5 separate regions of the Mus musculus genome follow, and all the other regions are linked to region 1. The links are chromatin loops, found by intact Hi-C in ENCODE. Cell type or tissue: heart. All regions are shown on one strand.

The links. Peaks named below come from ENCODE experiments on the same cell type or tissue, not always from the same donor. Only the 100,000 strongest peaks of a DNase experiment are listed, where the experiment ranks them.
Region 2: a loop joins it to region 1, with 2.5 times the contacts of the local background. A loop is called at or near these places in 5 of 42 quality-filtered maps.
Region 3: it touches region 1 in a loop (2.0-fold over the local background); 3 of 42 quality-filtered maps call a loop at or near these places.
Region 4: it touches region 1 in a loop (7-fold over the local background); 14 of 42 quality-filtered maps call a loop at or near these places.
Region 5: a loop joins it to region 1, with 4 times the contacts of the local background. A loop is called at or near these places in 5 of 42 quality-filtered maps.

Annotation. Positions count from the first base shown.
Region 1 is chr13:80,960,496-80,965,495 of GRCm38, reverse strand. It overlaps Gm4211 (a long non-coding RNA gene), which reads left to right and starts at 4,062. Exons shown (of 3, transcript XR_382678.2): 1 at 4,062-4,848. It overlaps 9330111N05Rik (RIKEN cDNA 9330111N05 gene), which reads right to left and starts at 1,422. Exons shown (of 2, transcript NR_015587.3): 1 at 1,103-1,422. In heart, no CTCF peak of the experiment used is centred here; DNase peaks (open chromatin) are centred at 1,735, 2,075 and 2,495; H3K4me3 peaks cover 1,076 bases; H3K27ac peaks cover 1,641 bases.
Region 2 is chr13:81,349,772-81,354,771 of GRCm38, reverse strand. All of the region lies in intron 83 of Adgrv1 (adhesion G protein-coupled receptor V1), which reads left to right. Among named protein-coding and RNA genes, the nearest start is that of Gm32639, 250 kb to the right of the region's middle. In heart, a CTCF peak has its summit at 2,149; DNase peaks (open chromatin) are centred at 2,281 and 3,171; H3K4me3 peaks cover 706 bases; H3K27ac peaks cover 1,448 bases.
Region 3 is chr13:81,312,418-81,317,417 of GRCm38, reverse strand. All of the region lies in intron 83 of Adgrv1 (adhesion G protein-coupled receptor V1), which reads left to right. Among named protein-coding and RNA genes, the nearest start is that of Gm32639, 210 kb to the right of the region's middle. In heart, a CTCF peak has its summit at 2,449 (motif pointing right); no DNase peak of the experiment used is centred here.
Region 4 is chr13:80,880,723-80,885,722 of GRCm38, reverse strand. It overlaps Arrdc3 (arrestin domain containing 3), which reads right to left and starts at 2,301. Exons shown (of 8, transcript NM_001042591.1): 1 at 1,794-2,301. The coding sequence starts at 2,073. In heart, no CTCF peak of the experiment used is centred here; DNase peaks (open chromatin) are centred at 122, 882, 2,392 and 3,772; H3K4me3 peaks cover 3,324 bases; H3K27ac peaks cover 3,466 bases.
Region 5 is chr13:81,367,793-81,372,792 of GRCm38, reverse strand. All of the region lies in intron 83 of Adgrv1 (adhesion G protein-coupled receptor V1), which reads left to right. Among named protein-coding and RNA genes, the nearest start is that of Adgrv1, 260 kb to the left of the region's middle. In heart, a CTCF peak has its summit at 2,991 (motif pointing right); no DNase peak of the experiment used is centred here.

The DNA of each region.
Region 1 (5,000 bases):
TAATAGAGATTGTTTTCCATTTTTGGGGGAACAACAAGGACAAGAGCGATAGTCTGTATGTGGGGGAAGTCTCTTGGACAACCCTATTCAATGACTCAAAAGAAGGCCTCTCATTACTGGTGTTGGGTTTTTCTTAGGTGATTTTTGGTTCTGGTAGAAAGCATTGTCAGCCCAGATGAGGAAATTTTATTTAAACTATATATGATATTATACATAGACTAACTGGTATTTTGGGGTTCTTTTAAGGTAGCTAATGGTATGATTCAGGCATCCTTACTGTTATCTTACTCTCTCCTTCTGTGTTTATGTGCCTTCTCTTCCCTAATAACAGCACACCCCTTTTCCCAATTATCCATCGTATCTCTTGTACCCTGCTATTTCCATCTGTATCACTTCCCCACACCCATCCCAGAAATGGTGTGCACTTGCATTTGTCAGTGTGGAACTTGGAGCCTCCAGTGAGAGCACATGACCTTAGTAGGGAGTTAATGTGGAGACAAACACAGAAAAAAAATGCCATGTGATCCAAGCAGCATAGACTGTATGCCAGGGACAATCAGAGATCTATGGCCATTGCTGAGATGTAGAAAGGAGCCCAGAGGGGTCTACCTAGAACATGGTGGACAGTCTCCAGGATTGTAAGAGGGTAAGTCCATGTGGTAGTGAATATGCTTGACCCAGGGAGCGGCACTACCAGGAGATGTGGCCATGCTGGAGTAGGTTGGCCTTGTTGGAGGAAGTGTGTCACTGTGGGGGTGCACAATGAGACCCTTCTGCTAGCCATGTGGGAGCTAGTCTTCTAGCAGCATTCAGATAAGGAATATAGAACTCTCAGCTCTTCCCTCTTCCTGCACCATGCCTGCCTGGACGCTGTGATGCTCCTGTCTTGATAATGATGGACTGAACCTCTGAACCTGTAAGCCAGCCCCAATTAAAGGTTGACCTTGTAAGAGTTGCCTTGGTCATGGAGTCTGTTCACAACAGTCAACCCTTAACTAAGATAGTCCACCTTTACTATTTTAGGTACAGTGCTAGGTGTGGCACTTCTTACCGAAGTCCTGGAAAGTGAAAGATGCTGTCCTCCCCCACGCCTTCTCCTTACCTCTGCCAGCCCACTGATCAGTTCTTCCCAAGTTCACGATATAAAGAGACCTCGTAAACATGCCAATTTTGGATGGAGTCTGAGATTCTAGGCTCTAAGGACGCAGCGGAGGATGATTTTGAACTTCTGTTCTCCCTTCCTCCACTCCAGTCTTCAAGCATACTAGGCAAGCACTCCTCCGTCTTTGCTGCGTCAGCAGCTCAGAGAGCCTGTGCTTCTTATGAGCTACTTTGTGATGCTGGGTTGCTGGTCCAAGAACTCTACTTGGACCAACAAGGGCTTGTTGGGGAGTTTGCTCCAATGCTAGCAAAGATGAAGCTGGAAGAGTTTCCCAGAGAAATGAAAATGTCCAGGGATCGGAAGTCGGAACAACTTCCTGCTGAGGCTATAGCTGTGTAGCAGTGTCTGATTAGAGCATCAGGCCTTCGGTTCCATCTCTACCATATCAACAGCGATGTAAATGGCTATCACTATAACAGTACGCTGATATTTTATGTGGCCGCCCCGCATTTTACCTTTCCAGTATTTTAGACAGAAAGATGAATAAGAACACCAGAACCAACGTGGTCTGTGTGTTCAGTCTAGGAAAACTGCTTTCCTCCTATCCTCTGGTAGGCTTTGCGGATCACGTGTTTCACTGGCAGGTGGCCGGTTTCTAGTTTTATTCAGGACATTCTGCAGCTGCAGTTTGGAGTAAAATTGTGCTCTGGGACAGGTGGTCCAAGCTACGTTTGCAGAAATGCTTATCTATCGTTCTCTTCATTTTAAACTCCGAGGAGGAAGCAAGAAACATGGCCGCTATAAAGACAGATTTCAACAGGCCTTCTAAATCCCCGGGACCTCTCCAAGGGCAAGGAAGCTAATCAGTGCCTGAGATGACAGATAGGATGTCGCGATGAAGGCCCTGGATTTTACAGTAAGTCACTGCCTGTACACCATGCCAGATTCCAACCTGACTTGCGTCACCGCAGTGTGGCTTTATGACAAGATTAGTTACCAAACACACTGAAAAGATAACCTTAGGAAACGGAGGGCATAAATAAGACAGAAGTTTGGAACCGCGGAAGTATTAAAAAAATCCAAACGAAGATCATCTCAAAGTCACTGTTCAAGGACAAAGCCGGGATTTGCGCCAACAAGCTTCGATGGAAGAATTTGATCCCTAGACTAGTCAGCCCTTAAGGCAAAGAAAACAACGCAGGAAGTTAGTGCTGGGCTTGGTCGGGATTCAAAAGCTGTAAACCCTGCGCTGCTCCGGGAAGCGCAGAGACCGGTCTGCAGCACTGAGGGCTCGGCCTCGGCGTGCACGGAGCCCGGCAGCCTCTGGCTGTGCAGGGCGAAGCGGGAGTCCGCGGGAGCGGTGACTCAGCGCTGAGTCAGGCGAGCGCTACGTGCCGGGAGACCGGCTGTCAGGAAGGGCGTCCCAGCGCCTCGGCCGCGGAGACCCCGGGGCCACTCACCCGCCGCACGCACGGGCCAGAGCGGGTGACGTCCAGGATCCGCAGCGGGGGTGGGGTGGGGGGTGGGGGTGGCCCCACGTGACCCCGTTTCCAGGGCTTAGGCTTTCGTCCCATGTATTTCCTCAGATAGGAGATTTCTCTTGCTCTGGCTTGTATTTGTTGTTGTTTGTTTGATTTTTTTTGGAGGGGGGGGTGTGGGTGGGTTTTGTCTGCTTGTTTGTTTTTTGCTTTTGTTTGGTTTTATTTTTTGTTTGCTTACGTTTAATTTTTTTAATAATCCGCACCCAATTTGAGAAATGACATTTTTAAATGAGACACAGGAAGAATGAGTAAATAAAACAAAAACACGCCTTGCAAGTGATGTGTCAAACCTTTGCACGACTTTGAGGTTAAATCATTGTGGCCTTAGTGGAATTGTAAAACATTAGGTATCCTTGGAAAAAGAGAGTTTAACTCGGTTTTGATGTTCAGTGTTAAAGGAAGCCAATCTTTGGTCTTTGTGCAATTGCCTTTCTCATAAAGGATTCTAAAAGCTGGAGGCATGTTTGATAGTAACAGAGAACCATGATGGTGTCCTGGGCATTCAGCCCTCTAGCATCCTGTTCGGATTTTTCCAACTGTACTGGTGATTGTGGCAATGCTATGTTGAGAGCCAATGGCAAGTGTTGCATTGTTCAGTGTAGCTGATCAATGAGATAATCCAGAGACAGGTCGAGGGACAGGGACCCCTTTGAGCTGAGTTTTAAGACAATCACACTAGGCCTTTAGAACCTGTGCCAACTGTTGCCAATTGTTTTCCAAGGTCCTAGAATTCTTATTGCTCCTGATGCCAGTGTGCATTTGAAACAGTGCATCGCATCACCATAGAACAGCCTTCTTTCTATTAGGAATGCTTTTCTTGCTTTTTACTAGGTTGAGACTGTCCCAAGACGTGCATGCTCTTTTTTTCTAGTTGTAAAAAAAAAAAAAAAAAAAATTAAATATTTAAATTGGGTGGGGGTGAGCCTTTAACCCCACGATTCGGAAGGCAGGGCATGTGTATTCCTGACTTTGAGGCTAGCCTAGTCTACAGAGCTAGTTCCTGGTCAGCCAGGGTTACACAGAGAAACCCTGAGGGGGAGGGGGAGGTAGGGAGCCATAATAAGGGCGTGGAGATGAAAGATGAGTGTGGTGGGAGGAGGGGGGATTTAAACCACTGTGGTGGGACCCTGTCTCAAAGACCCTAAAATAATAATAATATATAAATAAAATATAAAAAGAAAAAAAAGGAATGCTTTTCTTGCAGGGAAGAGCTTTGAGGTTAGAGTGACTCTCCAAGCTTATATGCAGGCATGACAGCCAGATTTTTTTATAGGAAGTTAAAGACCCTAAACTGACATTGAAAAGGAAGGAAGGGAGGAAGGAAGAAAGGGAGGGAGGGAGGGAGGCAGGAAGGAAGGAATGAAGGAAGGAAGGAAGGAAGAGAGGGAGGGTGGGAGGGAACAAAACTGTGAGAAATGGATGAACTAAGAAATGGAAAGCAATATATTTCAGTTACTGATGACAAGGAACATCTACTGGTTAGGTTAGCCTTTGAAAGTTTGACAATGTTGTGTAGATATTTAAAATACAACTAGTTATATTTGTCAGCTGGTATTTAAAACTGACTTGTTCTGGGTCATTATTCTTACTTAATTTAAATTTGTGCTGCCTTGATGCTCTCAGGGTGATATTTGGAGGCCAGGTTTATTTTAAGGTGTGACTTTGAACCTGTTTCTTGGCTTAGCTAGTCCTGTTTTCTCATCTGAAAAATGGAGGCCAGACACATTGTCTGATCAATTTGTGGAAAGTATTCAATGAAGGGATGCCTAAAAACACTGATGTGAAAAGCAGCCAACAAATTAGTATCTTGTCATTATTATTAAATATGATTAAGCAGCTGGTCAGATGTTACAAAGTATTAATCTTACCTGGGGTAACAAAGACTGGGACTCTACATCACAAATGCAGTGGTTCAGTGACTCTGGGCAGATCCTTGGATACATTCTAAAGTATCTAGGCAAGTGTTCTTTCATTATTAGAGAAAATTAAGTAAAGGGACTCTACATCAAGACAGTGCTGCTAGCCACCAGCTAGCCAGAGAAGTGGTGACTCGTGCAAAACCACCAAGAAGAGCCCCCCATCTTACATCCTTAGAGAGATCTTGGGACAGAGAAGCAGTGCAATCTCAGAAGAGAGGACATGGCCTTTGCCCTTTATGCTAGAGATCAACTCCCTGAATGCGTAGCAGTTCCTCCTCGCACTGAGGTAAGAGCTTCTTTCTTCCCAATGGTAAGACTGATGAGCCTAACTGTAGGCGCAGGTCAATGGTCAATCTCCAACCAACTTTTCCAGCAGAGAGAGGATTCTCTTGGAACACTGTGATATGTACTTGTGTCTGTCAGCTAGGGCCACAACAA
Region 2 (5,000 bases), 390 kb before region 1:
GTATAGGCACCAATAGCATAGAGTTTTCCTTCTGTAGAGAAAGGTTCAGGGCTACAGGAATCTGAGAGATTAACCGTAAGGACTCAGCCTAGCCAACAATTAGTGTTCGATTAACCGTAAGGACTCAGCCTAGCCAACAATTAATATTCTGACTCGGGTGATTATTATCCTCAAACCCACCAGATACTCATGAGACTCCAACAAAAATGTCCTTCTGTCATTTAAAGAAACAACCCTTGGGGAATCTTTGACTCTTAAGGATTTGGAATTACTCTTTTGAAATCTTTCCCAGGATTCACGATCGAAAGGCTCGTGAGAATATAAAAAAGTTAGGCGAGAGCAAATAAGTCCTCCTCTGGTCTTTGTGGGTTTGAACCAGGGCAGGAAAATCCCATTTGCCTTTTATGCAACATAAAGGCTAAAAGCCTTCTGTGAGATATCTATGGAAGAACATTTTAGACTTACCGTACGCAACAGTTATTCACTGTTCCTGTTATCCAATTATTTAGCTTGTTTTGCAATGTATTAAATGATACGCTAGGAACTACAGAGGAGAATACACAGAACAAAATCGAGATCCACCAGTTTGTGAGGAAGATGGGAAAAGTGAGCAGATGAACTCTGTAGAGTAGAGTAAGCTTGGGGGCCTTCAGAGCACATAGTAGAAGGAATGGACATGGAGTTATTCATTCTACCCTGGATGAGGAGTGGGCTCACAAGATTTTGATAAGGATGAGAATTCTCAAGTTACATTGAAAGCTGAGATGTTTTTATCATGTAGGATCTATAGTTAAAGTGCAAACGTTAGTAAAGGCAGAGGTATGGGGTGTGTCCGGTAGGATCAGTGATGCTAAGGGATTTCTTTAACCTGGATTATGTTCCGTTTAGTTTGCAAGGATTCATTGGTGGTTCAACTGCTTAAGAGTTGCTGAGTGAGGAAATCACGGTCGGTGCAGACCTGGAAGTGGTGGGGATTAGTCTCCAGGTCTAAGCAGGTTTGACTTAGGGGACAGTAACAAAAATAACAATTCCTTACACCTATTCTTGGATGAGAGTTTGGGCCCCACAGGCATGTATTTGTGTCTGACAAGCACTGCTTTTAGAAATGTGTTAATTGATCTAAAAAGGCCCAAGTGTGCCTTACTACCCTATTTTCTATGGAAGGTTTAGAATCCTCTTTTCTGTCAGGTGTGAGTGGGATCATAGTTTTGTTTTGATTTTTTTTGGTTTTTTTTTTCTTTTTGTTTGTTTGTTTTTGTTTTTCGAGACAGGGTTTCTCTGTGTAGCCCTGGCTGTGCTGGAACTCACTTTGTAGACCAGGCTGGCCTCGAACTCAGAAATCTACCTGCCTCTGCCTTCTGAGTGCTGGGATTAAAGGTGTGTGCCACCATGCCCGGCTGGCCCTTTATTCTTGTATTGAGTTAATATCTATTAGAAATTAAGTCATTTATTATACACTGAAATATATCAGTTTTTTTAAAAAATATTAATGTCTTACAACAATCTAAAAAACTGTGATATTTGTTCCAGTGAAGGAATAGGAAAAGATATAAGGGAAGTATTTTTAAATGCTACTTCAAATTCATTCTACTAAAATCATGTACTAAGGACCCACAAAAATATATACAAATATGTTTGTAAGAATTATTAATAAAAAAAGAGGCCATAAATGTGGAAGAGAACATGGAGAGGAAATGAGAGGGATTGGAGGAAAGGAAAAATGTAAAAATATGTCCTTCATGAAAATATAAAGAATGAAATTAAAATGACCCACAAAGGCTTAACCAGTACAACTTTTATCTGTTATAATATTTAAAATTCAGGAAGAAATACAATAGTATTACAAAGCAAAAGTAACAATTGTTTAATTGTGGAAAATGTGTATGTTTTTAGTTGGACTACTTTTTATTTTCCTGTGTATGTTTTCAGTGGGACTACTTTTTGTAAACTTACCGTCGAATTCATATTCTTGAGTTAAAGACAGAATTCATAGTCCAAAATGTATGGTGAAACAACACAGGAAGATACTTGTTCTGTTGTTTACATCTTGCCATGAGTCCCTCTTATTTTTTTTACAAGTTATTAATAGGCTTGAGAAAAATAATATAAGCAGTTGCGCTGAACAGAAGCAAAGTGGAGAGACTAGACTTCCGCCAGAGCCCGCTGCTGTTTTGAGAGGGGAAGCCGGGTGCAAACAGTTGTGTGAGAAACTGGGAGAGAGGAAGCAATTCAGGTCCACAATGACTGCTGATATTTGATTTACTCATTTTGGAGTTTACAAGCGGCTGCCAAGTTGCGTCTAAAGCATGCTGCGTAATCCTTGGAGGCCTCCCTCCAGGCCAATGTCTGCGACGCTTGCGTCAGTGGTGGCCGTGAGGGAGGAAACCACTTAAGAAAGGATTGTTTACTACTTAGTTTAACTTGGAATTAAAAGACTAAAATAAGCCCTTGGAACTCTGTTTTTGTTTTGTTTCTCATAAAAAAATAAATTCATTACCCCCTTCCCCCCCCCCCCCCCAGAGAGATACCAAGTGTACAATCCCAAATGCTAATTAGAATCCCCTTCTGAGCAGCATCTTTGAAGGTCTTTGAAGGTCAGTGAGAAAATTCTTACTTTCTAAAATGACCTCCATATTCCCTATCATTTGTAAGTCCCATGTGAGAGTAAGCAAACAGACTAACCAAAAATTACCTCAGTCTTCACAGTCATTCTATCAGTTGCTTGTGAGATTAGACAAACTAACTCCAGCCTAATTGTGATGACGTCCTCAAGGACACAGTGGTCTAAGGCTCACTGAGGGAGACTGTCCAATCCGAAGCATACAGAGGGTATGTGGAAAGGACTGCGGTCCGCGTCCGAGTTGCCTTTTTTTGCTACATACTTAGTCAGTTTTCCAGCTAGTGGATTATAGTTTCCTTGAGGGTAAAGACTGCTCATATTTGTTTGTTAAATCTCATCCTGTTGATAGACTGGAACACGAGGAGAAACCTTTGAGTGTCTACCTGTGAGTAATTGTTTCCCTAGGATAAGCCTACTTCAGCTGCTAAGTGGAGCCTAGCGTGGGAAAGGGGTTGAGGAAATAAAGGTCACAGACTCAGCAGTGTATGGACCGTGCACGGCTTTTGTTTGCTTTTTCTCTCTTGCGAGCAGAAGGAAGTGATAGGACCGCCCAGCAGCACAGCTGGCTGCAAGCTCAGCCCCACTTCTACAGCTCTCTATCAAGAGTGGATTCTCAGACACCCACTGGACGCCATCACTCCGCAAGTAGTTTTAAGATACACAGGCAAAGGGGGGGGGGGCTTGCAAATGGACCCGATCATCATTTATATTTTAGAGCAATCCATCGGTGAGATTTGAAAACAAAGGAAACACGGGGAAGCAAGGAGCGTTGTACGTTCTAAAAATGTAAAGAGAAAAGAACAATCCCACGAGGTCTCAACTTCAGACAGAGAATTGTCAGCAACCAAGGAATGCAGAGTGGGAGAAGTAGTCTTCTGTAGGGAAGGGCATTCCAATTGGTTATCCAAAACCAAATGGCTCGCCCTAAAGACATACATAAAAGGAACAGGAAGCAGATCGAGGAAGTTGTATTTATGTATTTAAGAACACACATATATATGTGTAACAACTCTTAAAAAAAAAGAGGCCATGAGTTTGAATGAGGCCAAGGGGGCACACTGGAGGGGTTAGAGAGGAGACAGGAAAGAGGGATAATGATGTAATTAATTACACTATAATTTCAAAAATACTTAAAAACATACAAGAACAAACAGCAATTACCATAGGAGTAAAATACAAGTTATTTTATTCGCTTAGGTTTAATTGCTTTTTCCTGTAAACACATTAGGTAAAGCTATGTTTATTTGGGGAATGGACTCTTCTCATCACAGGAAGAACAACTTTCCCCCCATTTCCTTCTGGGCTTTTATATTTTCAATTTTCTTCTTCATTATGCTGTTTGTTATTGTTTGTATTTTATCTTTGATTTTCCCAAAGGGTCAATAGCATTTATTTAATTTAAAATTTTAATTCAATTAGAGTAAATTATTTTAAGATGATATTTAAGCCCCTTGAGTCCCAAAATGTCATCAGTGATATCTTTGGGCTTTATAAAGTTCAGGGAATATTAAATACACCCGAGAGTGGAACACTGACTGGCAGCATCCTCTTTACAGAGATCACTGGGGAAAACAGAATCCTAGTCTCCCAGGCAGGCTGGGAAAGCTTGAGTTTCACGTCAAGGCTTTGTCTTCTGTGCTTTGAAAGGTTCACTCAGAGAAGCAACCACCACATGGTTCATTGTGGAGTCACATCTCAGCTCCACTTTGTGATCACTAGAACTGCTAACCTAACAATTTGTTCATGACAACCACAGCCTCAATATGTCACCTTCTCCTGAGGATATGGGTCACCTCACGTTCCCCATTTCCCATTAGCCTCTTGTCTTTATGAGGAAGTCAACAGTGGCTGATCTTAGAGCTCCCTTTCCTATTCAGTCTGACCCTGAGCATTGACTGCTCTGTGCTCAAGTGCTCTGTAGCCTCTGCTTCTAAGGAAACAGCCCATACTCTCAATATTCACAGCTTGATAATACTTTAAGATTATATATATATATATATATATATATATATATATATATATATATGAACATCATTACAGTTAAAAGCATCATTGTGTGATGTCTGCTGCTAATTGATGGAATATTCTGTATGTCTTGCACTCTACCTTTTATGCCAGAAGTGGCTGGATCCTACCTGTGCAATTTTGGAACAGAAATTAAACGATGAGTTCCAGGAAGGCTTACAGTAGCTGTTATTTCTGATTTAATCAAATTAAAAGGAAAGGATAAAAAAGGACAATGAAGTCCACCTGTGTCCAGTGTTGCTGGAAATTATGTCCCTGCTAAGTTGACATTTTTGATTAAAGGTTCTAATTATCAAGCTGTTAATACTCTGAGTTGAGTACTCATTAACGGTGCTACCATTTAATAGCTTTGTCT
Region 3 (5,000 bases), 350 kb before region 1:
AGACCAAGCCCTTTTAAACTGGAAGTGTTACAATGTATGTTTCACATAAAGTGGATAGATCCATTAGATAAAAGGATATTTTTAATAAATCCTACAAGTGAGATACTTTAAGATGTTTATAGAAGATGATAAAACAGTTTAATGACAAAAGCTAGATTTGGATTTTAATATATATTCTAAAGTTCCACCAGAAGTTAGAAATTTCCCATGAAATCTATTGAAAAGGAGTGTATTTTTAAAACTAAAAACAGATTCAAATATGTACTCAAATGTAAATATAAGAGAGCTGGGAAGATGACTCAGTAGTTAAGGATACTGGCTGTTTTCCCGGAAGACCCAGAGTTCAATTCCCAGTACCATCACGGTAGCTTACAACCAACTGTAATGCCAGTTCTGGGGTATAAGGTTTATGGAAATAATCTTTAGGTTATTTGTTCGTCCATATTCTGCTTACAGCAGATGAATTTCTTTCTTTAATATGGCTCATCTGGAAAAGCCACAGTGAAGGAGCACGTGTGCTAACAATGACATTTGGAAGACAGAGATGAGAATTTTTTGGTGAAGCAACATCCTAGTCATGTGCTCCATTTTTTTATTGGGAATGCTGGTGTCAATATTTATTTTGAATGCTAATCTAACCAAATGACCACGTGTCAAGGTCACGTGATGGGTTTACTTTTCTGAATAAAGAACAAAGAGACACAGCGAATGGGAGTTCCAGCTTCATTATTTTTTTCCTAGACTCAGCTCACTAGGCTCCTTCTCCCCCAGTCCTCTGACCTGCATGTGGACACACCCTTCCACTGTGCTTGTGTGTCTATAATGGATTTTCAGGACTGTACCCAAAGTATCATTCTTCTCAGCAAATTTGTGTGTTTGTGGGGCTAAGTGTTTTAGGTTTCCTCAATTATTTAAAAAGAAGCCAAATGCTGCTGTCGTTGGATGGCTGTAAGTTGCATTACCATTGTCAGTCTGCTCTTGTGTGTAACGGGCCACATGTAATGGATATGGGGAGACACTGCAGTTTCACGTCCAGTGTGGAAATTGTTTACCTGGGTTTTAATGAAACCTCTCTCAAAATAAGAGTCTGTTCATAAGCATAGACTACTGCATTCAGTAAACACTTGCAGCACTCTCCTCTGCGTGCTTGCATTAAGCTGGCACTAGGCTGGCACTATGAAGGACCAAACCTGACTTTGAAAACACAGTAAACAGAGAACCTCATTGCAGGTGTCAACTTTAATCCATAATGCATGAAAATGCATTTCAATGCATAATGCTTTGAAAGCTCAAAGAAGGGGCCACTTCCTTTATCCCAGCGGGCAGGGGTGGGTGATCTTGAGCTGAGCACGAAAGGATAATTGTTGGTAGGAAAGAAATATTGCAGAGAACACCCCTTGCTGAACAAATAGCTTAGTAAATGCAGGTTGCTCACACACAGGCTCTCGCATGTATTGGCAAAGTAAAATGGAACATCAGCTTGAGATGCTAAAGAGTAAAGCAAAGCTTGAACAGGTTGGTGTGACAAACAAAACTACGTCATTGTCATTGGTGAGGGGAGGGGACTGAGCTAGAGGAGTGGTGGCACGGAAGGGATGGACCAGCTATGTAAAATGTCAGCACTGAAGAACGGACCTACCTCATTTAGCGGAGGCAGATGCATTCTGTTTCAATAGAATCAACCCTCTCTTCTTAGTTCAAGTCTCTAGCTGATGCACTTCTTCAAAATTCAATACGATTGTTTCAGAATTCTCAAATCATATACAGTCACGAAGAGTAAGGAAGAATCTTTTGGTTACTATGTGATATAAGTAAGTAAAGAACAGATCTGAATAGGCATGCAGTTGTAATTGCCATCTAGGCTCTTAAGAGACATGTTTCCATGGGCTGTCCACCCCTGCTTTACTTAGAGTTCATGATTAAACATATTTCCTAAGCAATTAACCAAAAGAAATCCCAGTGTGGTTATGTACATGCTAGAAAATCCTTTGCTATGCATTGACTGAGAAAAAGAGCAATCAGCTTCATATAAATTGGGGCACTTGAAATCTCAAAAACTGTTTGAAGTCACCAAGGTGACGATAGCTGTCCCAAATGATCAGCTGTGTAAAGCTGAAGTCGCAGGCGGGCATGCTTCAGGCTTTTAAAACTTTGCTCTTTGTTTTGTTTTATTGTTTCATTTTCCTTCCTCATATAGTCATAAATTTTCCACTTGCTAGAAGGGCCTTCTCGGGCATGGCAATGTAGTTCAGCTTATTTTTCCTCCTGGATAAATCTGTGTGTAATTATCTTAGCAGGTGAGAGAATTCAAGGAAGTGGTGACTGGTGAGGAAATGAGTTTTCAAGGCTGAGATTTTTTTTCTTTCATTAGAGGCATGATTTCCCAAACATCCCACTTCATCTTCAGTAAAAGGTACTTTTCCATCTCCCCGAGTCTACATAAATCTGACCACTAGAAGGTACTCTTCACAAAGGCTAGTTCCCACAGCAGCCAGATGGTTCCCAGTAAACCTTGCCGTTTCTTCTCATTTGCAAAAAACATGTAAATTCTTGAGTATGTCTGTTGTGAACAGATGAGAATACTCAGTCACAGTAAAATGTAGTATTACAGAGCAAACAATTTTTGTCAGGGAAAGCCTTCAGATTAAAACCTCTCAGAGACGGATTAGTGTGTCATTTTGTCTGTCTGCCTGCCTGTCTGTCTTACTCTGTGTGTGTGCCTTTGTGTCTGTGTGGCAGGTAGGTGAAGGCATGCATATGTATAGTATTATTTACTTTCTGTTGCTGTAGTGAAACACCACTATCAGAAGCAGCTCAGGAAAGAAAGAGTTTATTTTGGCATACGGCTCCAGAGGGAGAATTCATAGCGTATAGACACAGGCAGCTGAAGATGGATGCCAGGTGGTTACATCTGCAACCAGACACATAAAGCTAAGAGTGCAGACTGGGAGTGGGGCAAGACTATAAACTCTCAACACCTACCTCTGGTGATGTCCTTTTCCTGGTAAGCTACATCTCTAAGTTCTCCATCTAGAGACAATGCATTCAAATGCCCGAGTGTACCGTGTGATTACTCTGTTCAAACCTCTTATTAAACAGATAGTGACTAAGACTGCATTATTTGTAGTGGCCCATGAAAAATCAGTTCATCATTGGTGTCCCACAGTGGTATTTGATCCCAAGTATATGATCCATAAGCAGAATTAATCTACAGTTCTTACTGATACCAGAAATAGTCATACCCTGGATGTTTAAAATGTACTTCCAATTGAAGTTAGCTGTTTTTCTTTTCAAAACATGGCCTTTTAAACTTGTTATGCTGGCATTTGAGATCTGCCCCATCAGTACTGTTCTCTAAGTACTTAACTATTCTTCAAAGCCCATTTGTCATTCCTCTTACAGCAGCAGCAGAATGCACAGAAACTTGTTAGTGGTACTTGTCTCTAGGGTAGGGACAGGCAAGGATGGTCACCAGTGGGGCACAGTCAGTGTTGTGAAAAAGGGTAAAGTTGTGGTGCGAAACTGAGAGATATAGAGACATCGTGTACAGTGATACCAGAGGAAGTCTCTCTGAGAAAGTCTTATTTGAGATCTGAAGGAAATCAGAAAGGAAACCATGCATGTGCTCTGGAAGAAATTTCAGACAAAGAGAAAATGAGGGAAGTCCTGAGGTCTGTTCTTGGACTAGTGAAAGACCAGAGTTTAGAATGTAAGAATTTTAGAATAAAATCAGTGGGCTCCAAAAAGACCTCTCTGAACTTTCTGCCTGACAACAGAGAATGCCAGCAGAACTCCCTACAGAATAGGCCGATTACACTCTTGGTCAGAGAACTATCAGCTTATTGAATGGAACCTACACTGAATGGGGCTGGGGTGGAAGAGGGGACACTGGTTTTAAAAGGTTTATAATTATCCAGACATGAGGAAGTTTAACTTTGCCGAGGCTCTTTGCTGATTGTAGTATGCAGATAGCGAGAATGGTGTATCATCCACTTGTTTTGAGGGCCAAATGGCGAACACGATGGGTGCATTAGCTAAGGTTTTTGTGAAACTGATTCATTCAGTTGCCCAGGTAAATAACAACACCTGTCTTACCCAAGCAAGATTGTGACTTGTGGTGATTTATTATACATGCTAACATGCTAGTCTCCAAGTATCTATTGTCAGGTGTCAGCAATATTACATTCATTACACATTTCTGCATATGTATTTTTTCCTGTGGACCTCAGCTCAAGCCATAAACCTCTGAAGGTTCTCTGAGATCTTTCCTTTAAATTAGATCTTGTGGATTTGGCATTCGAAAGCCCTCACTGTTTCAATTCTCTGGCTGCTTCTTAAAAATGTCCTCCAGCTCGATCTCTTGTGTTATAACAAGGGCCCAAATTATGGCCAGTTACGCTCTTTTCGCTCTTTTCAATTTTTGAGGTGTGAATCAAAGTCAATGTGAATATCTGTGAATAATGTGAATATCTGACCATACCTGAACCGAGCAAGGCCTGTTCTGGTGGGTGGTTGAAAAAAAATCTCAGTTCTGGCCTCCCTGTCCTTTTCCCATAGCTGAGCTGAGGCGTGCAGAGCTCAGAACCATACAAAGTCTGAGAGAGGTTGGAGCAGCTCTCAGGCATCACTACAAACACTGTAGCTTTTTCTACTCCAGAACTGTTCTAGAAAATGTAGCCATGGTGCCATGTGACCTCATGTCTCCCAACCTGCCCTTGTTCCTTCTGTTAGTCTGGGAGCTAGCAGTATCTCCTTTCTTCCCTTTTTTTCTTCTTCTTCCTGCCCAAAGTCCTAATTTAAGGTGTATGTTAGTCCAGAGTTTTGACCTCTTTGTTGTCTTCATTCTGCCTTCTGACTGATGTCTTCCTGGGCAGTTAATGCTACACAGTCTATCTGTCATTTGAAGGGATCAGGGTTGGTCCAGATTGCAAGGAAATTCAGAGGGAAAACAAACCTTGGTTATTTCAGGCCTTGTATTGTCACATACCCTCTCTAGCCTG
Region 4 (5,000 bases), 80 kb after region 1:
CGGCGCACGCCGGTTCCAAGCCTCGCCCCAACCGGCGCGAGCCGGCTTGATCCTCCCCACCCCCACCAGCCCAATCCAATCAACGCCTGGCATCGCCTTAGCAACAGGCTAACAAACGCTGCTCCGCCTATCGCCGGGCGCCTGGGGCGGGCGCTCAGCTACCAGGCTAGTTTGAGAGCGAGCTGCCAGTTTGAAGTCATTGAAACTATTCCAGCCCTGCGAGCCCGTCCACGCGTAGCCAGGCTTGCCGGGGCACCTCGCAGGGTGCAGGTAGTTATCCTAACCGTGAGATCGTGGTGCAATGGATCAAGTGTTTGTCCACAGAACTCTCTATCTATACCCCCCACTACAAGTCTGAACTCTTCGAGGCAAAAGTCTTTGTCTCTTCTTATTTCATTAAAGGCTGCAACGTCCAAGCAGGCTCAAAAGCAAATTCATGTGCCTGCCCTTTTTTTTTTTTTTTTTAAAAAAAAACGAGAGCGCTGTCATTAGGCATTGTACGCCCCATCCGTGTGGACGCTGCAAAAAAAGAACTAGGGAACCATTCAGTATTTGGAATACCCTGGTGTAGGTGCGTAAACCCTAAGAATTGGCTTCGCCTTCATATTTAAAAGACGATACATTAATTCTGTGTAACTTAAAGCATCCTCCATTTCCCACTTGCCTTAAGTTCAATTAACGTCTCCCTAGGATGTACATTTTAGATATTAAAAAAAAACAAAGTATTCCTCTATCTGAAAAGTCGCCAGTATTTGCACTAAAATACTGCATTAGAAAGGAGAAACAAATTACATAACCAGTTTTAACATTATATTCTTCTTGGACTAGGAATTAAGTCATCGCCACCACCTGACGCGTGTAACCAATCTGCTGAGAGGAGAACAAGCGCCCCTCCTCACCATCCCCCAGAACTGGTCCGAAACAGGATTGAACCGCTTCTAACAAAGGGTGGAAACTTAGAAAAACAAGCTTGGAGTCGCCTGTATTTCCACAATGTAGGCACTTAAACAACAGATTGCAAATCTCAGGACCCCTTCTCCCTTTGACAATGCTTCAATCTTCGTCTTATACCCCAAACCCAAATCCGATGTGTCATATACTTTTCAATTCCATCTGTCTGCCATGGGTTTCATTGAATCCACGTTCCAAAGTTAGACATGATGCTCCGAGAAGAAAATCACTGACCCCGAATGGCTTCTAAAACTGACTTAATAGTTTGCATAATGATAGACATTATTCTTTGAAATAAACGATGCTTGATGTACATTTTAAAGGGAATTGGGAAAAATAGGGGGAAAACACGTGGGGGTGTTGGTGCCATATGTCAAAATAAGGGATGGAAGCCCTTTATCAAAGAACAATAATCAAGTCCTCAAAGTCGTTTGCACGTTAATATCAAAATCAGATACATCTAGCAACCTTCTTAAATGTCACTACAGTTCTTTATTGGAGCTCATTTCTGTATCTAAGATTGTAAAATAAAGGAAATCCAATATCGGACTGCAGCTTTTGCAAATGAATTTGAAAATATTAGTAAAACGACGGAGTCACATTTAAACACGTTGTAAGGTGCGTATGGCAGATATGAAGCCGGTTACAGATGTAGTTAAGTGCAGTTTGCACTCACTTTGCAGACGCCTGCATGGATTAAGGCTTAACACGCTTGAACGTCAAGGAGAAACTACAGCTTCTAAGTTTGCTAACCTTTAACAAACTGCCGATTAGAACTGCACTAAATGAGATTAAAGTTCTCATGCAAAGAAGTCGAATGTAGTGACTAATTAAAAACTTACCTCTTTCGTGCCCAATTAAGATGTCTTTATGGTTGAAATATTCTACTTCTTCAGTGTAATTCTGTGTATAGGCAGTATTGGAGCCGGCGTTTCTTGATTCCGTCCACCGTACTTTCGCATGTCCTCTTGCGTGAATTTTAAGAGATTTTACTCTGATCTCCCCGGTAACTTCTAAATTTACCCTTCCTGAGACAGTGTCCCCGCTAGAATACACGGGGACATTACTGTCATTAAGACAGTCAAAGCTTATTGTCAAACTCTTTACCTTTCCCAGCACCATGATTATAACAAAATCTATAAAAATATAATGTAAGACCAAAAAAAAAGTCAAGATCGCATATAAGATGTGATCTTCACTTAACACTGATGGGTGTCTTTGCCGTGCAAGAAAAAAAAATCATGCAGGCAGGATCAGTGATTGTCTACAAATAGTTCATTGAGATTTCTTAAAAAGTCAGGGCAGCAGAGAAGCCGCTGCTCCACGCTCCTGCTCGTCTCAGTGGTCTCCTTACAAAGACGGGCGGCTGGAGGCTGCCAGCTCACTTTAAGAGCAGCTTTGTGAAAAACAACCCTAGTGCGCAGGCGCAGGCTGCGACTGCGGCCAGCCTTCCAGCGCGCTCCCTCCCGCGCGGCGCGCGCCCGGCTCTTGCCGCACGCTCCCGGTACAGTAGGTGTGGAGCGGGCGCCGCCGACTTCGGTGCATGGGCCGCTGCGATTGGCAGGCGGGCACCCCGCCACCCCCGCCACCCCCGCCACCCCCGCCACCCCCGCCACCCCCGCCACCCCCGCCGCGGCCGCAGCGCCGGCCCCGCACGCGCTCCCGGAGCTGAGCAGAGGGACCCGGCGGCGCCAGGCCAGGAGTGTGCGCCTGGGCCGCGGACCCGGAGGACGTGCGAGCCGTGGGGGAAGGGGAGAAACCAGTTGGGCAAGCGGTTGGTGGCCCGAGTCTGAGCTAATGAATTTCAAAAGAAACGTAATAAAAAGCAGACAAATATTGTTCATAGAAGAAAGCGTTGTTGACTTGGATAGAAATAACAAAAGCAAGCAGGACTTTGTAGGCTGGGTGGCAATGGACTAAGCCAAGGCCTGAGGAGCCAAAGAACAATGCTCCAGGCAGCTCCCGTCTTCAGCTCCTACAGCATCAAACCCAATCAAGTTGTCTGTGTAGTGTGTAGGCCTGACCACTTCCTCGAAGGGAGAAAAAGTCCTTTTTCAAGACATCACCTTTTGCTCCTTTTGCAGGGAATGACTCGATTACAACTCCTGTATCAGGAATAAGAATAGAGCTCACACCCCTAATTACCACCTCATAAGAGGCGGTTTGAACATAGTCATTTAGCTGACATTGTTTACAACAGACTGAAAAGCCTTAGGAAAGCATATAAGGTGGTTTTTGGTTTTTAAGTATGATTTGTTATATAAGTGAGGCTTAATTTTGTTAAGCCTTACTTTTAATTCAACATGCTAATTGCCGTGCTGCATCTTTAAATACAGGCACATTTCTCCTTTTTTAATGCCTTGAGTAAAATACTCAGTCATAAACATCACCAGGATTTAGGGGGTAATAGATCATTAACAATCAACATAACCTCATAACAGGGCTATGTTATAAAATCCTGTATTATGCCTAACCAAAAAATGTGGGGGGTTGGTTGTCCATAGTTAAACATTAGATTTTTTTTTTGAATGATAAATCTGGATAGGTCGAATCACAACAAACTAAACACATTCATCTTGCTGTTTTCTTTATTTAAAAAAGAAAAAAAATCTACATGTTTAGTTAGATTGAACTTGACACTTGAACTGAAAAAAAAAACCTAAAATATAACTATGTGAAGAATAATTACTGGAAAAGCCAAGAAGAGTTTAGCTTTTTATGCATAAAATTACACATCTGTGTATTTGGTCCGGGGTGGGGGGTAGGGGCAACTTTCTTCTCTTGGTTGACACCTGGTGGATAATCCAGGTAAAGTGTCTAACCCTTGGGCTAAGGGTTGGTAACAAATACTATTGGTGTTTTTCTCCCCCTAGTGGTAACAGCCACGTCTTTGCTAGAATGTCAAGTTTCCTTCAGTATGAGGTGGATTTCAGCATTAGACACCACAGAAGATTGAGCAAGGAGTGGAGTTAAAAGTGGGCACAACGAGAATTTACATTATTTTTTAAATTTTATTTATGTATGTATATCTATGTAAGAGCACGCATTGTGTGTTCTGGAACCTGTTAAGCCAGAAGATCGGTGGCCTCAGACTCCCTGTTACTGGAGTTATAGATGTGAACGTGGCTACGTGGGTGCTGTGAACTGTATCACATTTCTGAAAATTAAGGATCACTATGTAAGAGCCTGAGAATTGCATTTAATGGAAAAGGATCCTAGTATTGTTTGTAGTTTGTAAAGTTTCTAATGGGGAATCAACACCATCCCTGTATTGCTCCCTCTTTTATTTGATGCTCCTAGGATCTTTTGCTTCATTAGATTTACTTTGCTATTAGTCTAATGTGACTTCTCAAAGACTTTAGTAATGGACACATGCTAAACCTTAACCAATAATTTTTACCCATGTTGCATTTATTTCCCTTTGGTCCCCTTTTCCTTTTGAGGTTTTGTTACATAGTATTCCTCAAGTGTGTAAACAAGTATATTTGATTCATTTGGCTTTCCCCTCCTAGTTATTGAAGCCACAAAAGCATGACGAACAAACAAATATGCTGGTACCTCTAAGTACTTGTGTATATTTTCATTTCTAAAAGAAATGTTATGCTTAGGTCAAATTTTGTATGTTATTTCTCTTTGATTTTAATAACTTTGCATTTGCAGACTCAAAATGTCTCCCCTTGAGACAGCTGGGAGTGCTGGGTTGTGGCGTGCTATCTTGGGCTTCTCTGATGTTTCACTGGGACACTATTGTATTTTGATTTAGATTTCAGCTATTCATCTTCACACCAAGGCTCTTTCCTGCTGCAACCCAGCCTACATCTCATATGCTTTGTCCTCCTACTCATCTGCTAAGTCTCTCCTCCTGTCAAGTACATCTTCTGCCCCCTTTGTTGGCTTGGCTTGTTGTTGCCAATATGTAATTTAAAGGCGAGAGTCACCAAGAGGAATCGGCTCCTAGGAAATTCACATTTTACTGACTGAAAGTTTGTACTAGGGGAATGTTGCCCTTCCCGTCACCTAGTAGTCTCTCTTGATAATGAGGTTTCTAA
Region 5 (5,000 bases), 410 kb before region 1:
GCTTAGGTCCAGGGCAGACACTGTTCTTTTGTACTTTCCATCGCTTTGGCACTAAACACCTTCCCATTTCCTCTTCTGCACAGCTCTCTCAGCCAGGGGTGGAGGTAGGTTGGGAAGTGGAGGAAGTGTCTAATGAGGACGTCACAGTTAAGACTCAGTGTTCCACAGTCTCTCACTCTGTACATTGTCTACGTCTGGAGGAGGCTTCTCTGAGGATGGCTGAGTTAGACAGAGATTTATGGGCAGAGCAGAATGTCATCAGGAGTCATTTTATTGCTGCATTCCCAGATAGATGGCATTTGGTTTTGATCTAGATCCACGGCCTATCTAGTCCCCGATTCACAGTCACCTGTGCAGTGTGCCATGCGTTCAGAGTGACTGGAGCTGCTTGTGTGCATGGACTCGACTTGTGTGACTCCTTCATTGCACAGAGTTTCTTATCAAGCACATGCGTCCTTTGTTGAAGTACTAGAGGGGCTGAAATGGAAAAGTATCAGAAACAATGGCACTCTGTTGTGGTTTTTCTGTTCCAGGAATGAAAGTGTCCTTTAAATTTCATAACCTGTTTTTCAGAGGAAAATTAAGGACTGTATTCCAGATTATGTGTTCAAAGTACATGCAAACTGTAGACAGTAGCAGCTGTTTCCAAAAGGGGCTTGCACTGAATTTGGCAAGGTAATTTACATTACCTTAGGATGCCGTCGTGACTGTCTGGTCTTGCCTCTGCTTCTTGTAGGTAACACAGCAAAGAACCTGCCTCCCATAATTGGACTTTATTCGACTGTATCCACCACTCTGGTGGGTTGTTTTGGCAGTGGCATTAATACAGATTTAATTATGGCATCATGTTATTATAGATAATTCCTCAGCATGCTAGCAGACAAATTTGCTCATGTCTGGGGATGAGAAAGAAAGACCAGAATCTATATGTTAGAATATTGGCTTCTGGTTCACATTATGCTTAACATGGATTTTAAGAAAAATGATTAGTCAGGTGTGTACATTCCCAGTGTATTTTTAGAGTAGACAAAACAATATGGCATAAAATCATGTAAGGGATGATTTATGGTTAAAAAAATGTTTCAATAGCTTATTTTTACCCAATGTAATGGTTTAGTTATTTCACGTCAGAAGCCATACAGTTGGTAGAGTTTCCATAGGAAATATTCAATCTATTTACCAACTGCCTGGATATTTAAAAATACTAACTTAAAGTGAATGTTCTTCTCACTTGACTAGACAAGAGATTTTTAAAGATATATTTTATTTTTTAGCTCAGAGAGACTAAAGCGGCAAAGTATAGGGTCTGTTTGGGTCTACACCGGATCCTCTGTGTATAAGTTATGGCCGTTAGCTTAGTGTTTTTGTGGGACCCTAAGAGTGGGAGTGAGTGTGTCTCTGACTCTTTGGTCTGCTCCTGGGACTCTTTTCTTTCTATTGGCTTTCCTTGTCTAGCCTTGATAGAGGGCTTTTGACTTGTCTTACTGCTTCTTCTTTTGTCCTGTTTGGCTGTTTGTTGTCTGCAGTTTGGCTGTTGGAGACTTCCTCTTTTCTGAAGGGAAATAGAGTGGGGGATGTAGCTGGGAAGAAGGGAGGTGGGGGAGGCTGGAAGGAGTGAAGGGAGGGAAAAACCGTAGTAAGGGTGTATTGTAGAAGAATTTATTTTCAATTAAAAGATTTAATTTTGTTACTATGTCTGTATGGGGAGTGGGGGATATGCACATGAACTGTATAATGTAGCAGAGAGATGGTGGCATTGCACTCCGAGGACCTGAATTCATAGCTGTGGTGAGTCACCCAGCTTGGGTACTGAGAACCACTCGGCTGCTCTTGCAAGGGCAGCAAATGCCCTTGAATACTGAGCTGCCTCTCCTGCTCCAAAGTGAGGACTTTCCAAAAATGTCAGATTCTCCAAAACGAGAAATGGAAATGTTTACAGGAACACTGGCTTTTATTTACATTGACCAAACTTTAAAGTACTTATAGTATGAGTTGTAGAATTGTGTTATTGGGACCATTACAGTTCCAGACATGGATCTCCTATTTTTGGATCCTGCATCTTTGCTGAGTAGACATTATTAGAGTTTAAATTGCCTGGAGAAATGAAAAAACAAACAAACAAACAAACAAACAAACAAACAAGGGTTTGGGACCGTGGTTCTTTTTAAGGAGTAAAATGTCTCCACTTACCTATAGGGGTGACTTGTGAATATGGGGAAGACAGGCATGCCAAGATCTTTCCTTATCAAGACTTAGTTGATTGTCATGTTTGTGTGTGTGTGTGTGTGCGCGCATGTGCATGCATGCATATGTGTGTACATATGTGTCACAGAGAGATGGCTCTTCTGTAGCACAGGGTGCCCTGGACTTGCTATGTAGCTGAGGATGACCTCAAACTTCTACTCTTTCTGTCTCCATGTACAGCATACTGAGATTAGGGACTTGCGTCATCAGACTGGTTTAGACTATTATTTAGAATTCAGTAAACGTTGGGCTGTTTATCACGCCGCAACATTCAGGAATGTCATTGTACAATGTCTGCTTTTCAGGAATGATCCAGATTGCACACAACTCCTAAAAGACTTCCCCTTAGTCTGAGCCCTGTGCCATTTTAACTTTGAGGATGTTGCTGAAAATTGAGCCCAGGGCCTTGTGCATGCTAGGCAAACACGACCACCTGAGCCGTATCTCATCCCTTCATTTTGAAGGAGTATGGTACAATGTATTTGTAAATCATATTGTCAGGGAAATGTGCCTAAGTTTGCTTGTTCTCTAATTTTAGAAACATATAGAATATTGTATTACTAATTCACTACATATTTTATTATATTTATATTCTGAATAGGAGGTGGATACAAAAGAATTAATAGATGGTTCTTGTATTGAAGTTAGATGGGTAGGGATGTAGTCAGAGGGGAAAATATGATCAATACACATTTTTGGAAAAAAAAAATTTAGAAAAAAAGTGGCATTGACTACAATATACCAGCAGGTGGCAGTATAGGATTTTTCCCCACCCAAAACCAAAGTTAGTCTTGCAGAGTTGGAGTAAGGTTAAAAACTGAAGGATCCTTTCAAAGATTTCTTTGGCCTAGCTACAGAGTGTATAGCATAGCAAAAAAACATTTGTGAGTCTCTAGCTATGTTTTTTTTTTTTGTTCTTGTATTCAAAATTGCAGCGAACAAATTTGCAAATTAACACCCGAAAGCTTGTATCTACCTGTCCTTGGTAGAAATACCTTGTCCCACCCATCAGTTACTTTTAAATGCAGGGGCCATAGACGGTCCACCACGACATTTATGCTAAATAGTAACCTGCCTACTATTAATATAGAAAATTGTGCTTATTGAAATATCACAGACTTTTTGAGAAAAGGTTTATATTTTTAGCAGTATATTTCCCTCAGTGTCAAGTTGTGTTTTTTCTCATTTATCTGCAAGGAAACGCTTAAGCAGCAAGGTGTGAGAGCACTCTCTTCCAATGTGGTGGGAAACATAGCCAACAGCCTTTCATGCTGTTGCCAGATATTCCTGGGGAAAACATCTACTTCTATCTTTGGAACTTTTATCTTAGAGTCACATTGCCCTGTGTGCCCTGAGCGGGCTGGTGGCAGGAGGGACAAAGGGCATCTTTGCCAGGCGGGGTTCTCAATTCCAGAGCTTCTGTCGGGAAAAGCAACTCCCCAAATCTAAAAAAAGAACAGAAAGATAACCATGTTTGCTCAGATTAATAAATCTTGCCAACAGGAAAACACTTGATTTCTGTTTCTTTTTGTCTATGGCTTAACTTCATCTTCTGAAACTGAATAAAGATATCTGTCCAGAGACCCTTCATGTGCATGGCTGTGGCACAAGCTCTGTGAAGCCTCTCTACTGACTCACCATGGTCTATGTGACTAGCTCAGAAGTTGAAACACTTACGTGGTTTTATTTGGTTTTTACCTTATTTTTGTCAGCTAATGGATGTGCATGGATTTTAACTTCATCTTTCTCTTCTTCATGAAGGCGGAAGAGAATTTTATGTTAACTCTTAGGACTATTATCTAGAATTCAGTAAAAGTTGGGCTGTTTATCACGCCGCAACATTCAGGAATGTCTTTGTACAATGTCTGTTTTTCAGGAATGATCCAGATTGCACACAACTCCTAAAAGACTTTCCCTTAGTCTGAGCCCTTGTCATTTTAACTTTAAGTATCTATCATCTTGGAGACTTTCTAAGGATCACTGCATGCAAGACTGAACCCAAAGCCATATATGACTCCAAAACCCTGTCTCCTTCCAGTAGGACAGGACTTAACTTCCCCAAGTATCTTGACCTGTGGCATTGAAACTGTTAAAATAGGAAAGACATGTCTAGGGCCCCAAATGCTATTAACTAAGAACTCTGTCTGCCTGTCTATCTATCAATCATCTATCTATCTAAGTATATACATACATATCTGTGTGTGTATGTATGTGTGTTCACATGTATGTATATATCTCTATCTACCATCTATCTATCTACTATCTATGTGTCTGTCTGTCTGCCTGTCTGTCTGTCTATCAATCATCATCATCATCATCAAGCTGTCTGTTACCTGTCTATTTCAGGTCAATTGAAGCAGAGCAAGATGAAGTGTTATAAATAGAGATAGTTTTCCTTTAGCTAGAACTTCTGGCTACTCATTAATCTGACTGGATCTTGTTCTCTTTACTTTTGCTAATTCAACAACAAAAAAAAGTTTCAAGAGTTTAAATAATAGAATCAAAATTAGATCTTGCTTTGAACTAGCAACTGGAGCAAGGGTTGTCTTTCAGAAGAATATTGTGACTACATGTTGTACAGATAGAAATAGATCAAACACTTCCCAACCTTCAGTGTAAGCCGTCTGCTCAAGTTCAGATGCTGAGCCGGTTATCAGAGGGCTGCCTGATCCTGTTTGTGGAGGGACTGGAACAGCCTGGAGTAACCTCCCCGTTCATGCCTCTGCCTGTGGCCACTGCTGCTGCCACTCATTAGT